Linked DNA regions of Homo sapiens: region 1 is linked to region 2. The links are chromatin loops, found by intact Hi-C in ENCODE. Cell type or tissue: heart left ventricle. All regions are shown on one strand. Links, peaks and the distances in the headings refer to the core of each region. The heading gives the core; the rest is flanking DNA.

Evidence for each region. Peaks named below come from ENCODE experiments on the same cell type or tissue, not always from the same donor. Only the 100,000 strongest peaks of a DNase experiment are listed, where the experiment ranks them.
Region 1: it touches region 2 in a loop (5-fold over the local background); 8 of 110 quality-filtered maps call a loop at or near these places.

The regions. Positions count from the first base shown.
Region 1 is chr6:162,183,637-162,192,022 of GRCh38, reverse strand. All of the region lies in intron 4 of PRKN (parkin RBR E3 ubiquitin protein ligase), which reads left to right. Among named protein-coding and RNA genes, the nearest start is that of LNCR-SMAL, 47 kb to the left of the region's middle. In heart left ventricle, for the core only: no CTCF peak of the experiment used is centred there; no DNase peak of the experiment used is centred there; H3K27ac peaks cover 3,865 bases.
Region 2 is chr6:162,463,990-162,472,375 of GRCh38, reverse strand. The region is part of intron 1 of PRKN (parkin RBR E3 ubiquitin protein ligase); the gene reads left to right. Among named protein-coding and RNA genes, the nearest start is that of LNCR-SMAL, 230 kb to the right of the region's middle. RefSeq lists an enhancer at 4,620-5,121. In heart left ventricle, for the core only: no CTCF peak of the experiment used is centred there; a DNase peak (open chromatin) is centred at 4,556; H3K27ac peaks cover 2,986 bases.

The DNA.
Region 1 (8,386 bases), core at 2,286-6,285, 280 kb after region 2:
TTTTACGTTGTAGTTACATGTATGTATCATGTTTAAAAACTTGGTTGGTTTGTTTATTGGTTCGTGATGCTGTCTCCTGGCAGGGATCAGGCACTCACACAGCAGATAAACCCATCAGGACATTCTTGTTGACTCACACACTGACGGGGCTGTTTCTAGCTTTACTAGCCACTGTCCTTCATGGCATAGAACAGAGCATCAAGGCATCAATTCTGTGTGCAAGGCAGGATAACAACGGACACAGCAGTGCCTGTCTCTTCTATATAAAACAGATAATTCTGGCCGGGCACGGTGGCTCACACCTGTAATCCCAGCACTTTGGGAGGCCGAGGTCGGTGGATCACTTGAAGTCAGGAGTTCGAGACGAGCCTCACCAACATGGTGAAAACCTGTCTCTACTAAAAATACAAAAATTAGCTGGCTGTGGTGGCATGTGCCTATAATCCCAGCTACTCAGGAGGCTGAGGCAGGAGAATCACTTGAACCCAGGAGGCAGAGGTTTCAGTGAGCCAAGATGGCACTATTGCACTCCAGCTTGGGTGACAGAGTGAGGCTCCGTCTCAAAAATAAATAAATACATAAAAATAAACAAAATGGAAAAAGATAATTCTTAGAAGCCTCCTAATAGGCCTCTCCTTACAGCTCATCATTTATAACTGGGCCATATGGCCAGTGATAGTAACGAAGCATGTTGAAAAGCAAGTGTTTGCCACATGGAAACAGAATTGCCATGATTGGCTTAGACCAGTCCTATTTTATCCCCTAGTCTGGGCCCATTCCATCTCCAAAAAAAATCGGATTCCTATGAGCAAGGACAGAGGGTGAGAAGCACGTTGGGTTGGCAATGATCAGCGACTATCACATTTGTAAATGCATCACCGTTTTAGCCCACTTTCCTGAACTCATCAGTTTCTTTCCTGCGTGGAAACCCTGCTGTTCTATGCCCTATTTGTATCACTTTGCCTGTACTAGACTTGGCTAGCCTTGAAACTGTTTTTGTGTGTGAAATGCTACTTTTCTCCAGTGCCTGTTTCTACACATAGATGTACCTTCCTGAGTCTCTGCAGAGTGAAACTGACATATTATCCGTTTGAGCACTGAGGAGCTTTATCAAGACTTGTGGAAGTAAAAACTACATCTGTAGGGCAGTGGGTTAATTTATGTGCTTAAGAAGCGAATGGCTCAAAAATCTCACTGGGGAAACATAAATAGAATTTAGTAGCCTTTTCTTCCTACATAGTAGATCCTTTGTTGATGCTTTATAAGAAACAAATATCTTATCTTACAGTGATAAAATGTGCGGGGCAGGGGAGTCTCCCTGAAAATACTGCTTCAGAATGAGGCAAGCCAGTACAGACCAGTACTGTGATATGAGTTTGCATTATGAATGTATGCGTGCATGCTCTTCCATCTGGGAATATCCAGCTACCTGCGTAAATGCATCAGTAAAGCCGGGTGGGAAACGGAGAGGTTAATTGACTTTACTTGGGTCACCCGGCGAGAAAGAAACCAAACTGAGAGTTTAATCTGGGGAACTTGAGCTCAGATTCTTGCTGAAAGCACTCACATTGAGTCACATTAGTTTTCTTATAAGGTTGAGGGAGAGTTGACACTTACTCTGCAGGCTTTCCCTGAAAAGAGTAAAATTCACTGGACTCTGTTTTCTAAAGTGGGGATTAAGATTCTAGAACTGGATTAGAAGTGAAACATGGAGTTTTCCCTTGCTGAAAAGAAAATGGAAGAGTATTGCGTACTGGGAAAAAGGAAATTATGAAAATTAAAAGGGAAATGCTCATAGAATATGATTTGTAAAGTGACTAGTTAGCCAAGTGGGTTTGTTGTAGGGCACGATACTCACTGATGCCAGAGTCTATGGCATGCACTGGGCATGGTCCACTTGAATCTCTGAGTATGATTAAAACCCTTCAGTCATTTGTTGGTATGATTGAACTACGGGTTCTCCCACGGCTAGTTTCAAAGAATTATATTTCTGTCTAGTGTCAGAATGACCCTATTTTTTTTAATGTGTTATGAATCTTCAGTTGTGCATACAGAATTTCATATTAATTTAGAATGCCATGCTAATAAGCGTACACTCAGAGATGGCCATAATTTAAAGCTAGCAGTAGTATCTCATGGAGAAATGAACTCTACTCCTCCCATAATGTGCTACAAACAAATGAGAACCATGCTCTTTGTCTTTGTCTCTGAATAGGATATTTTTATTTAAAGTACTTTAGGTAAAGGTCAGTATAAACCAATATGACATAATATGTCTATTGTTCAATGTTATCATAAAAATATAAACTTTGCATAAACAGAGTTCATGAAATAAATGGAGTATGACCAAAAAATTAAGTCTTGATTATTTGGGTCCCCCTGTTCTGGGCTCCCTTATTAGATTCATTTCCTTGGGGCAGGGACCATACTTTGGTGCTTAGCATAGTGCCTGCCACATAGTAGATATTTTTATTCTTATTACTATTATTATTATTTGATGTTTAAGATGTTTCATGAAGTAAATTAATGGTAGGCCAAGGTATACAATGACTATGATAATGAATGATATAATAGTCATTGTATACCTTGGCCTATCCATAATCTTAGAATAGGAATCAACTTTGCAGTCATCTAATCTCAATTCCCTCCTATAGAAGATAATTAGAATAGGAATCAACTTTGCAGTTGTCTAGTCTCAATTCCCTCCGATATAAGATACTTAGAATAGGAATCAACTTTGCAGTTGTCTAATCTCAATTCCCTCCTATAGAAGATAATTAGAATAGGAATCAACTTTGCAGTTGTCTAATCTCAATTCCCTCCTATAGAATATAATTAGAATAGGAATCAACTTTGCAGTCATCTAATCTCAATTCCCTCCTATAGAAGATAATTAGAATAGGAATCAACTTTGCAGTCGTCTAATCTCAATTCCCTCCTATAGAAGGTAATTAGAGTAGGAATCAACTCTGCAGTCGTCTAATCTCAATTCCCTCCTATAGAAGATAATTAGAATAGGAATCAACTTTGCAGTCGTCTAATCTCAATTCCCTCCTATAGAAGATAATTACTCTTACATGCTTGCTTTGTAGTCATCTGACTTTGCTAGAGCACTTTGAGTAAAGGAATAATCATTGCTTTTCACAAAACTGTTTTCATTGTTAAAGAGCTTGAGAGAAAGTTATCTGACCTAAATGTTTCCACCCATTCTTCTAGTTTTGTTATTTAAAAAAAAAAAAAAAAACGAAATCTAAGGAATGTTCCACCTGTAGGCTCTTCAAATGTTTAAAGCAGCTACAATGATTTACTTCCTAGGGCTTTCCTTCTGTATTAAACTTACGATTCAAGCATTAAAAAGGGACAGAGTATTCTCCTGCCTCAAAGAAGTTTTCTTTTCAAAGAACAGCGTTGGAGCCACGAAAGGTATGGCAAGACTATGAAAGAAGATCCTGAAATTAGAAGGTGAATGTGCTCTTAAGTAGGACCAGGAGATTGCTGTTGGGTTGTGGATAGGGCCTATGTGGACATTGATCCAGTACTGACTGTAGAGAAGGAAAAGGCAGAGTGTACACAGGGCCTTCTTTGTGGAATGATGTTGGTGTTCAGGTTGGAGAATGAAGAGGCAGGGTTGGAAATGACAATTCAGAGCGAGCAGGTGTGGCAGCCACTGTGTCAGACACTGAGCTTATCACCAGGGTTGGTCATAGTGGGACGTGTTGAGCCACTGGAAATTTCATGCCTACTGGTGATTTTTGTAAAGCAGCTCCCGGTATATCTGTATGTCTGCTGATAAAGACATACCCGAGACTGAGCAATTTACAAAAGAAAGAGGTTTATTGGATTTACAGTTCCACACGGCTGGGGAGGCCTCACACTTCTGGTGGAAGGTGAGAGGCACGAAGGAGCAAGTCATGTCTTACATGGATGGTGGCAGGCAAAAAGAGAGTTTGCAGGGAACTCCTCTTTTTAAAATGATCAGATCTCATGAGACTCATTCACTATCATGAGAACAGTGCAGGAAAAACCCACCCCCATAGTTCAAGCACCTCTCACTGGGTTCCTCTTATGACGTGGGAATTGTGGGAGTTACAATTTAAGATGAGATTTGGGTGGGGACACAGCCAAACCATATTAATGTCCAAGACAAACCTTTTGTAGCTTCAACTGCACAACCCATCACGCTGTATCTGGTGGTGGTTCCTTTTACTGAGGATTCTTTTGTCTCCTCTAAAGGAGTTTCCATGTCCTCCTGGCAGATAGCATTTTTGTTGAGGCCATGGATGCTGCTGACACATTCTTTGGTAAATGTCATGTTATATTAATAGATTTTCTCCCAGGGCCAAATGGATAACTTTAAGTTTCAATTACAGCTTTATTTCAGTACATAGTAGTGTCCAGTCTCTTGAAAACAACCAACTAAACAAATAAAAAGCTTGCCATGTACTCCTGCTGGGCCTGCATTAGGCTGGGCACTTGCTGGAGGGGTGGTGTATATTGGGGTGGGGGGCATCCTCCGTCCTTCCCCACCTTGAACTTGCTCCCCTGCACTGCCATTTTGCTCTCTTCTGTTTCTGATACCTCAGTGTTGAAGCACAATTTAGGAGCTTAGCAAGAGGGCACAGGAAAGTTCTCACTCAGCTGACACTGTCATGGGATATGTTTAAGCTGTCAAGTGTAGGAAGTGTGAAAAGCAAACTTTATCTCATTGGCTCCTGTACAAGTTGTTTAGAGGTCACCAGAGGAAATGTCTGCTTCACCTCCAAGCATATACTGATGTTCCTCCTCCGGTGATCACTTCTTTCTCAGCTGCTGGTTTTTCACTGTTATCCACCCCGATTTTCTCTGTTGGAGTCTCCTTGGTCTTCCAGGACATCTTGGGTAGAAACTAAAGTGGTTTCAGTGCAGCTCTTTTTCATTTTCCATTGGGCATTCTCATACATATTTTGTTTTAACAAACTCTGGGATCACAGACTAAACCCAATATAACTATACCAACAAAGTAGCTAGCCTTTAACATTATCAAGTGGGACTCGGGTCAGACCTGAACTCACTCTCTGTATTAGTCCTTTCTTGCCTTACTGTAAAGAAGTACCTGACACTGGGTAATTTTCAAAGAAAAGGAGTTTAATTGGCTGATGGTTCTCCAGCCTGTACAGGAAGCATAGTGGCTTATGCTTCTACAGAGACCTCAGGAAGCTTCCAGTCACCGCAGAAGGCAAAGGAGATGTGAGATGTTTTACCTGTCCAGAGTGAGGAGGAGGTGCTACGCACTTTTAAACAAACGGATCTTGTGAAAGCTCACTCACCATCCCAAGAACAGCACCAGAGGGATGGCGCTAAGCCACTCATGAGAAACTGCTCCCAGGATCCAACCACCTCCCACCATGCCCCACCTCCAACACTGGAGATTACAATTGAACATGAGATTTGGGTGGGGACACAGATCCAAATCATATCACTGTTTCTCCTTAACTCTAGAAGAGCCATATCAAGCTCTCTGAGTGGAGTCTTTCCATAGAAGCCCTTTTCTTCCACAAAGAAATCACCTTCAAACATTATCTCACCTTCAAACATTATCTCCACTCACTCCAACAAACCAATCTATAAATATGATGTTCATGAGATGTTTCAAAATAGCCCATGTTTGGAAGAAAAGGATGTACTTTCTGCTTGATTTGGCTTTGAGCCTAAAACTGCTAAAAAAAAAAAAAGTCTGTTAAAAAAATTATGTCAGTGATGTTTAGATTTGTAAATTCACATAGGCAATCAGCACCTCTTTTGGTTTATAGTATCTCTTGTATCTGGCTTTAATTGAAACCTCCAATTTAATATTCTATTACATAAGCTTTTCATGTAGAGCCTTTTACAGCTCAAAAAGTATTTTCACACACATTGTCTTTATTGATTTAATAACCATGTGAATTGGGTAAGGTTGGGAATCCTGTGACTATTTTACACCCAAGAAAACTATACAAGGTTCACAGAGAATAAGAGAATTACCAAAGGAACAGTGTGAGGTGGGCTCTCAAACCACATGTTTTGAAAAAAAAAATCTAAAGATTTTCTCCTTCTGCTACATAGCCTCTTCTCTTAACAGGGAGCTAAATATCTTTAGTTGGTACATCATTATTTTTAACACTACTTGCTCCGTAGAGTCCCTAAGGCATTTAAAATATTTTAAATGTGCAGGATCACTGTCATCCTTTTCTTCTAAGATGTTCTTATATTTTTCTTTGATTTATGTTTTGAAGGCTCCATCTTTGTTGAGGCCATGGATGCCGCTGACACATCCTTTGGTAAATGTCATGTTATAGATGTTCCAGCCATCTATTAAATTCCATCTCATGGTATCAGGATAAGAAGAGCTGAAAATTAGCTGAAATGTGGACCCTTCGTACCACAGAGCTGCTGTCATTTAGACTAAGCTGTTACTCACTAGTTTTTCCTGGAGGGAAAAAGATTTTGAAATCACTTATAATGAAGGACGCAGATAACACCGGAACCTCTTGACCTAAACTCTTGTCCTTCCTGTTGTTTTGTTTCCTTCGACAACATGAAAAACATTTAATAATGACTTTGATTACTTTATGTTTAATTTGGAGCAGGGTATTCAGCCGTAAGTTTTTGTTTCCTTTATTTGGAAACCTATGATTTTGAAGAAGGGGTGGCAGGAGAGTGAATTGGCACAAATGTTAGGTTCTATATATTACTCAAGTTTATCATTTAGTGGGGGGAAAAAGTAAGTTTACCTTGTACAGCTTGAAATTTAGTGGGCATTTATTTTCAAATGGCTATGCATTGTATTGAACTTGGAAAATTAAGATGAGTTTAGAAAAAATATCCATAACATTGGAAAATGTGCTGTGGAATACATAGTTTAGGTGAAATATGTACTAAATAATATCACAAATCTAGGAAAATGCCAGTATATATGTTCAGAAGCAGAGCCCAATACAAGTTTCATAACGATGCCACTTTTGTCTTTATTAGATGAGGCTTTCTTTGTTAAGATTAGTCAGAACAGAAGACCAAGGCAGTCAGGAGCACCCCCCCACCCTTATTTTAAGATTACAGTTTTGTGTATAAGAGTTTTGAAATAAATGCTTCATTTAGGAGACAGAAACTCGTATTGTTAAAAAGTGGAGAAAATTGGTTTACTTTAAGTTTCTCAAAGGTTTATATACCAAAACTTCTCAATATTGCCTGGCCTACTCCAAACATGCAGATTTCAGAATCTTTAAAGCACGTGTGAAATGTGCATCTTTAACTTCAGTGGGGATCAGCAAAAGGGAAGTCAAAGGAGGCTGGATGTATTAGTCCGTTCTCACGCTGCTATGAAGAAATACCGGAGACCGGGTCATAATAAAGAAAACAGGTTTGACTGACTCACAGTTCCGCATGGCTAGGGAGGTCTCAGGAAACTTACGATCATGGTGGAAGGGGAAGCAACATGTCCTTCTACACAGGGCAGCAAGAGAGAGAAGAAATGAGAACCGCACGAAGGGAGAAGCCCCTTATAAAACCATCAGATCTCATGAGAACTTAATCCCTATCATGAGACTAGCATGGGTGAAATCGCCCACATGATTCAGTTACCTCCCACCAGGTCCCTCCTGTGAAACATGGGGATTATGGGAACTAATAATTGGGTGGGGACACAGCCAAACCATATCAGCGGGGCAAGCCCAAATTTGTAAATGTTGGAAGTAATCAAGAGAAAGAGAGGACAGTGGATGTTTTTTACTTCACTAGACTCTGCCCTTTTGTGAAGCCTCCTATTATGCAATCAGTAATTTTTGCTTATTGAATATTGGATTTGATTGATTAAAAGGACAAATAAAGTACAAGATCCTGGATATGTACATTAATTAGCAAAAGTTGATACAGAGCTGTACTGTCCAATATGTCAGCCACTAGGCACATATGACTTTTTAAATTTTCATGAATTAAAATTAAAGAAAATTAAATAGTCAGATTATCAGCCACAGTGGCCACATTTCAAGGACTCACTGGGCAGTTGCAACTAGAGGCTGCTGCATTCATTGTAGTTTAGAGCATTCCTGTCAACAGAAAATTCTCTTAGATAGCACTAGTTCAGGGGATTCTCCCTGGGGCAGTCAGGTGCACCTGTTTGGATTTTTAGAACTAGTAAGTGTATTTTTCTAAAACTAGGAAGAAAGAGCTGGAAAAAAGTTACTTGGCTATTGCATAAATGGGGTGTATGGTAGGGATCGAGGGGCGGCATACTGCGGCAATTCAAGTGTTAGTAAAGTTTTATGGCTATTGAGCCCAAAGCTTAGAAATCAGACAGGCCTTGCCTTGGTCATGCAGTCAGCAGTGACAGATCAGATCTGGGACTAGGACCAAGGTTGTTAGTTTCCCAACT
Region 2 (8,386 bases), core at 2,422-6,421:
ACCTGTCTTGGGGTGGGGGGTGGGGGGAGGGGTAGCATTAGGAGATATACCTAATGTAAATGATGAGTTAATGGGGGCAGCACACCCACATGGCACATGTATACATATGTAACAAACCTGCATGTTGTGCCCATGTACCCTAGAACTTAAAGTATATAAAAAAAAAGTTTGAGTTTGGAATGTCTTCCTCTATAATGTGGCAGAGGTTAAAGTTACAAACAAGTTTTAGGTGTATTTAGATCAATAAGGATTCATTAAGTGTATCTTCCTAGAGTTTTCCTGTTATTATGTAGTCATTCCATCCACAAAGCGTTCCCCAGTGTCATTGACTTGATGTGCATCAATCAATCTGACTGAATGTCAGGAAAGTATTTATTCTCAATGTTCTTATGGACCAGGTGCCCAGCAAGGATGCTTATTAAGTGTCATATGATGATTGCACTGTTAGATCTTCTTCAATCGGAGGACAGACCAAAAAGATGGCTGCAATTCCAATTAGGGGACTTTAAAAATCAATTCCAAAAAGACTAGTGTTCTAATAATTTTAGTACTAGAATAAAATGAAAAGCTACAAAAGTACTACCAGATTTGGGATAACATATGTCTAAATCTGTATTAGTACATATGCATAGATTATTCTGTGAAAGTAACAGAAGTAGATACATCCTTTAGTTTTTGCACTTCTGTATAATTTATGAATTCTAATAATGAACACTTATAATGTTTACTGTGGAAAGTTTTAATGTGTAAAAACTCAGAAAACATATCTAATAGTTTAGTAAATGGCAAAATATATTTTATTAATAATTGCAGTATAAGCAATTAATTGTAAATTGTTTTGCAGTGGTGAGGAGTGGAAGCCACAGGTTAGAAAGGAAAGGAGAACATATAGCGGGAATAAAGGCAAAAGGTCTACTGCAGTTATTGTAACAAATGGCTCTATCTATGATAACTTCCAGCTTAAAAATAAAGTGTGGAGGCGAGGTACAGTGGCTCACGCCTGTAATCCCAGCACTTTGGAAGGCTGAGGCAGGTGAATCACCTGAGGTCAGGAGTTCGAGACCAGCCTGGCCAACATGGTGAAAACCCATCTCTACTAAAAATACAAAAATTAGCCGGGAGCGGTGGCAGGTGACTGTAATCCCAGCTACTCAGGAGGCTGAGGCAGGAGAATCGCTTGAACCCGGGAGGTGGATGTTGCGGTGAGCCAAGATTGTGCCACTGCACTCCAGCCTGGGTGACAAGCAAAACTCTGTCAATAAATAAATAAATAAATAAAAATGAAAATAAATAAATAAATAAAAAATAGAGTGTGGGCTGGGCGTGGTGGGTCATGCCTGTAATCCCAGCACTTTGGGTAGCCGAGGCTGGCCGATCACCTAAGGTCAGGAGTTTGAGACCATTCTGGCCAACATGGTGAAACCGCCCCACCCCATCTCTACTAAAAATACAGAAATTAGGCATGGTGGCGCACACCTGTAATACCAGTTACTCAGGAGACTGAGGCAGGAGAATGACTTGAAACTGGGAGCTGGAGTTTGCAGTGAGCCGAGATTGCACCACTGCATTCCAGCCTGGGCCACAGAATGAGACTCCATCTCAAAAAAACAAATAAATAAAATTTAAAAATAAATAAACAAAATTAAAGTGTGAATGCCTCAGGTGTAGCTTTGCCTCAAACTAGCACCAAGTATCCTCTCAAACCCAAAGATTGGTGTTTTATGCTTGTGTTTCATTTTGTCCCAAACCATCTAGAATGTATGCTTCACAAGCATACTTTTTTTTGAGACAGAGTTTCGCAGTGTTGCCTAGGCTGGAGTGCAGTAATGCAATCTTGGCTCACTGCAACCTCCGCCTCCCGGGTTCAAGCGATTCTCCTGCCTCAGCTTCCCAAGTAGCGCCTGCCACCACGCCTGGCTAATTGTTGTACTAGTAGTGGAGGCGGGGTTTCACTGTGTTGGCCAGGCTGGTCTTGAACTCCTGACCTCGTGATCTGCCTGCCTCAGCCTCCCAAAATGCTGGGATTACTTTGCCTAAGTTAGCTGCTGTGTCCACGGTGCCTAAAACAGCGCCTAGCCATAGCAAGCATTGGTTGAGTGAATGAAAATGTATACTTCCTTATTTTTTAGTTCCCTTTTCATTATATCATAAAATGTCAAGGACATAGGGTCTAGAAATCTGCTGTCTATGCAGCGTTTAAGTCCTGAGTCTGATGTCTTTGTCCAGAGGATGTCCCAGTGGCCGTGGGAGACCTGTCATTGATAGAGAGCTGACTTCCTCACGAGATGCTTCACTTTCGCAGGACAGCACTGATAGTCAGGCCTTTTTATGGTGAATCAAAATCTGTCCTCATGTAGTTTCCTAGTCCTGTGCCCTAGGATCGTGTAAAACAGGTTTACTATTTCTTCTGCATACCTGCTCTTTGAATACTTATGGACAGTTAGCTCCCTCCTTCTCTACCATTCACCCACACTTTCTTTTTTTAAATTTTTTATTTCCATAGGTTTTTGGGGAACAGGTGATATTTGGCTACATGTGTAAGTTCTTTAGTAGCGATTTGTGAGATTTTGGTGAACCCATCATCCAAGCAGTATACACTGAACCCAATTTGTAGTCTTTTATCCCTCACCCCCTTCCCATCCTTTCCTGTTGAGTCCCCAGAGTCCACTGTGTCATTCTTAGGCCTTTGCATCTTCATGGCTTAGCTCCCACTTATGAGTGAGAACATACGATATTTGGTTTGCCATTCCTGAGTTACTTCACTTAGAAGAATCATCTCCATTCCCATCCAGGTTGCTGCAAATGCCATTAATTCATTCCTTTTAATGGCTGAGTAGTATGTGTATGTGTGTGTGTGTGTGTGTGTATACACACACACACACATACCACAGTTTCTTGATCCACTCATTGATTGATGGGCATTTGGGCTGGTTCCGCATTTTTGCAACCTGGAACTGTGCTGCTATAAACATGCATCTGCAAGTACCTTTTTGTAGAATGACTTCCTCTGTCACCCACCCCCCCCTGCAACCCCCCCACTTTCTTAACATTCCACAAATTCTTCATTAGTGTCAGTGTTTTAGCAACACCATTGGCTGTTGCAGCAAGGATCCTCGTGTCCATCTCGACCGCCTCCTCTGAACTTTTCTTATAGTGTGGTGCGTGCCTTCAAACACAGTAGTCTTAAGTGTGGTCTGAGCACAGGCTGATTACTTCCTTGTAAATACACCAGAAGGTGAAACTAGTTTCTGTGATCACTATATCACAATAGATTTTTATAGAGTACTGTAAATTAAAATCCCTAAGGAATGTTTATGAGTGGATACATTCCATATTTCCCCCATTTTGTAAATATGTAGTTGGTATTTTGGATTCATTGGTAGGACCTCATATCTGCACTAAATTTAATTTAAAGAATTCATTCCAGCCTTTGAGATACCTATCATCTCTTGGATCCTGATTTATTATTTCTTCTGTTTTTTCCCCTAAAATTCTCATATGATTTTGATAGAAGTACATTCTGTATATATCCATCCAATATATTAATTTAAAAATAATGTCAATGGTACAGGGCAGAGATCTGAAATGTTTTACGGGAAGACTTATGCACCCTTCTAGGTAAGAGACCACACTTAATTATTTTATTACTCTAGCCTCAAGCTCAGTACTTGGCTGGCCGGAGCTGCTCAAGAAATATTTGCTGCATTGAAAGAGCTGTTGAACATGCTTAAGCTGTCTTCATCTAACCACTCTCTAGTACCAAACCCATCAGCTGGGCTACCATCCAATCTGCATTCCTGCATGTTAAAGACAAGATATAATGAGAAACTTTGCCAAATGCCTTGGTGAAATGTGTGTGTCCTATATTTATGGGATTACCGAACAGTTTAGAAATGATATCCTCTGTTCTGTGCTTGCAAGCCAAATTGCCATATGCTCTTTCCAGCACTGGACAGACACTGAGTAAATGTCAATCAAATGAATTCATTTTTCTCTCAGTCCAGTTATTATATGCAAATATTAATGAACAAAGATCTTTCTGGGTGCCACTCAGGATACAATAAAAGATTTCAGTTTTCTCATTCACTTCAACATTTGTAGCATGTCTCTTCTGTGCCAGGCATTCTAATTAGTGAGACGAGGGATGCCACCCAAGTGAGGGAGAATGTTCTATTTATTGATTCGGTTGTTATATATGGAGCAATTTCCATGTTCCACGTATTTTATTAGTCCCTGTGAATATACAGAGGCAAAGTCCCTGTCCTGTCGGGGCTTACATTTAACAAAGAGTAAGTTAACAAAGTGGTGATAAGAACCACGGTAGCAGTAAACAAGGTGATGAGAGAGTAGTTAGGGAGGCTGCTTAATTAGGGTGGTCACAGGAAGACCTGTGCAGCTGGCATTTGAGATACTCTCTAGAGGCTGTGAATGAGTCATGGAAAGATAGGAGGCAAGAGTGCTCCAGGCAAAGGGAACAACAAGTACCAAGGTGTAAAATCCAGCAAGGGGTTGGCTTCTTCCAGACACAGCATAGCGGGAGCTCGGTGGGCGGCGTAGCGGGAGCGTGACAGGGGGTTGAGGCTGGAGGACAAGTGGGAGCCAGGCCGTGCAGCCCTGTAGGCTGCAGTAAGGAGTGTAGATTTTATCCTGTGAACAATAGAAGGCCATTGAGGCCTTTAAAGTAGGAAGTGACGTGAGTTTTTTCTTGTGTCAAGGGATTCCTCTGACTGCCTTTGGGAGTCCTGTTCTGAGAGTATTGCTCTGATTCAAAAGACAGATAATGGTCACGACAATGCAGATGGAGAGAGGTAGAGAAATCTAATAAATATTTTGGAGATAGAACCAAAGGCTCAATGATAGGGATAAAGGGATACACTGATGACGATCGCTAAATTTTTATCATGAGCTATTCATTCATGGTGCTGTTTCCTCATTCAGTGGAGGCTGGATGAGGAGCGGGTGGAGTGGGGGCAGTCACTGATGTTAAGTAATTTAGGAGAGCGCATGATAAGTGCTTGAATGAATACCTCCCATACTTCATCCATGTGGTATACTACACATTCATTCTTATTTATTGAGCAGCTAGTATGTGCCAGACATTGGGGATAGAGTAGTGAACAAAACGAATAAATCTTGATTTTCATGATGAATTGTGTTTGATATTGATGAAAGCTGTGGAGAAAAAGGAAGAAGGGAAAAAGGTTAGGGTGTGCCGAGTGAAAGGATTGATTACGTGTGATTTTTAAACAGCACTGTTGAGAGGCCTTCCATAAGAAGTCAACATTTTAGCAAAGACTCATAATACTAATAAATAAACGTAATAATAGAATCCAGGGAATCATAATAGTTGGGCTCAGTGTATTTTTCCTAACCAGATTTGTTAATTTTTTCGACCTATTTTTCTTTTAGAAGTTGGGGATAAAACTGGGAGATGACTTACCAGCTGCTTATTTATTGAAACGAGGTAACCAGTGTATATAATATATCCATAAACGTGCTCTTAGTTACCTTACTTAGCAGTGATGAATTACCCAAATCCACCTAGCCTTTAATAAATGGGTAGTGATTAAAAGAAAAAAAAAAGGAAAACAAAGAGCATAGTGGTATCTGTTTTATTCTTCAGTAGAAACAGATGCAACAATGGCACATTAAAAAAAAAGCAAAAGTGAAATGGATGTGGTGGCTCATGCCTGTAATTCCAGCACTTTGGGAGACCGATGCAGGAGGATCCTTTGAGCACAGGCATATGAGACCAGCCTGGGCAACATAGTGAGACTCCTGTCTCTAAAAAAAAAACAAGAATAAAAAAAATTGCCCTGTGTAGTGGCACATGCCTATTGTCCTGCTTACTCTTGAGGGTGAGGTGGGAGGATTACTTGAGCCTGGGAGGTCAAGGCTGCAGTGAGCCATGATGGCAACACTGCACTTCAGCCTGGGTGACAGAGCGATACCCTGCCCCACCTCCCTCCAAAAACAAGACTTGTCAGCATCTATTCAAAGTTAATAATATAATGCCTGGGAATAGATTAATATTAAATGTTAGCACACAAAGCCTATTCTGCAAATGATTGCTTCTGCCTCCTGAAGACAAGGCCAAGTACATTTCACTCCATAACACAGGTTGTAAGGAAAAAAAGAAAGGCAATGGAAAGTGTTATTTTCTTGAAGTAATTTATCACAGCTATTGCCTCCTCAATACATGCATAAACTTCCACATCATCAAAAAAGGTAGTAGCTGTTTCTGCAATCAATCCAGAAATAATAAGCTGGGCATGTTTCTTTATTAACTTCTGTTATAAACATAAAAATATATATCTGCAAGTATGTCAAGGAAAGAAAAATATTGGTGGTTCTGATATTTTCTTTCAACACTTTGTTATTTGGAGTTGTCGTCTTAAGAAATAACATGATAAAATATTGATATACAAAAATACATTAAGATATATTAGTCACCATATATTCAAGGATTGCAGATAGCATGAGAGTGTGAGATGTTCTTGAGATAACTTTGTTAAATTCTTAAATATCACAATATACCCTCCTGAATTTAATTTTAGAACATTTACAGGGGCAACTGAAACCTATCAAAGAATTTAGCCAGGATTATATAATTATCATATAATATATTTTCTAAATGTCCATGTCACTGTGTGTAGATCAAATCAGCATTCAGTTTCTTCCCTGCCATTGTCACTTGACATTATTTCTATAATTAAACTAACATTAACACTTCCTATTCTTTCTTGAAATTGCTAAAGAAATTACATTTGGCTAAGTAATACCTCCAGAAAAGAATTATTTTGCATTTTGATGTCTTTGGAACAGCTAGATCATTTGTTTAATCTGCTTCTTCTGACATCCTATTAGAATTTCATTTCTTTGATCAACATTTTCACTGACACTATTTATGTCTAACATGAAAACACCACAGTATATTGCAGCTTGAAAAATAGTGTTCTCTCTATTAAGTGTTGTGCATCTCTCATAAGAAGAGAAAATTTGGTAAAGCTGAAAGTTTATTCTGTAGGTGGCCACAAACTGAGGTTCTAAAATTGAAGGAAAATAAAGGGTAATATTATAAACAGCAACAAAAGTCAGATGTTAAATATAGTGGTGTAATATAAGAACTAGTTGAGAGATAAGCTAACCGCCTTCCTAGAGTTGCATGCAAGCTTGGACAGAGTTGATTTCACCACTTCACTGGTTTTTCTTTAAAATGTTCATAGAAGTGATGCTTGGTAAGACTGGTTAATTGGGAACGAGCTTAAATGTTGACATGATTGTTGAAGTTTTCATAAGCTCAGGGAGTTTTAGGTAAACATTCTGTCTGCTGGGTGAGGTGTTGCAGAATAGGGATATGTTACATAGATGCTTGCCCTGAGCACATCACAGCCATGAGATCGCCATGGCTGTTGATTTTCTTAAAGTGTTTTTAGTGGAGGAGCAAATGCATTAATATTTATTAAGAAGGAGGAGGGGGGGCTCTTAAAACTTGTATTTATACACAAATTTCTTTCTTTTTCTTTTTTTCTTCTTCTTTTTTTTTTGAGACGGAATCTCACTCTGTTGCCCAGGCTGGAGTGCAGTGGCGCGATCTCGGCTCACTGCAAGCTCCGCCTTCTGGGTTCACGCCATTCTCCTGCCTCAGCCTCCTGAATAGCTGGGACTACAGGCGCCCGCCACCACGCCTGGCTAATTTTTTTTTTTTTTTTTTTTGTATTTTTAGTAGAGATGGGTTATCACTGTGTTAGCCAGGATGGTCTTGATCTCCTGACCTCGTGATCCACACGCCTCGGCCTCCCAAAGTGCTAGGATTACAGGCATGAGCCACTGCGCCCGGCCATTTGTAGACAAATTTCTAATGAAATAGAATGTGACTTTGAAAGTTTGCTCCATTACATATTAGTGCTATATTTTAGGAAAACTTTAGAATTTTTAAAATCAAAGTTCAATTTTTCCTTAAGAAAATAAAAGTTATCATAAATGATTAAAACCTTAGAAAAGTGAATGAAATCTTTATCACTTAATTACAGGGCAGTGGCAAAGTTCATTTATTTAATTTTCATATGTTGACATCTATTTTTGTGTAATAGCAGATCCCTGATTCCCATTTATAGAGATATAGTCAATTTTGATTAAAGAAAGACCTAAGTGTAAAAAAAATAGTAATCGCCTTTTAATCAGCATCTGCAAATTTAAGTGAAAAAGTAAACAATGATTGATTTCTTCTAAGCTGGCATATAAGGCATCAAGAATTGTTAGAATTTTTTGTTGAAAGTACTTGTTATGTATAAGCATTTACAAAGCTTAAACGTCACCTCATGATCTCATCTCAAAAAAAGGTCAGGGCAGTCTTTGATTAAAATAAAATAAAGACTGGTATTTT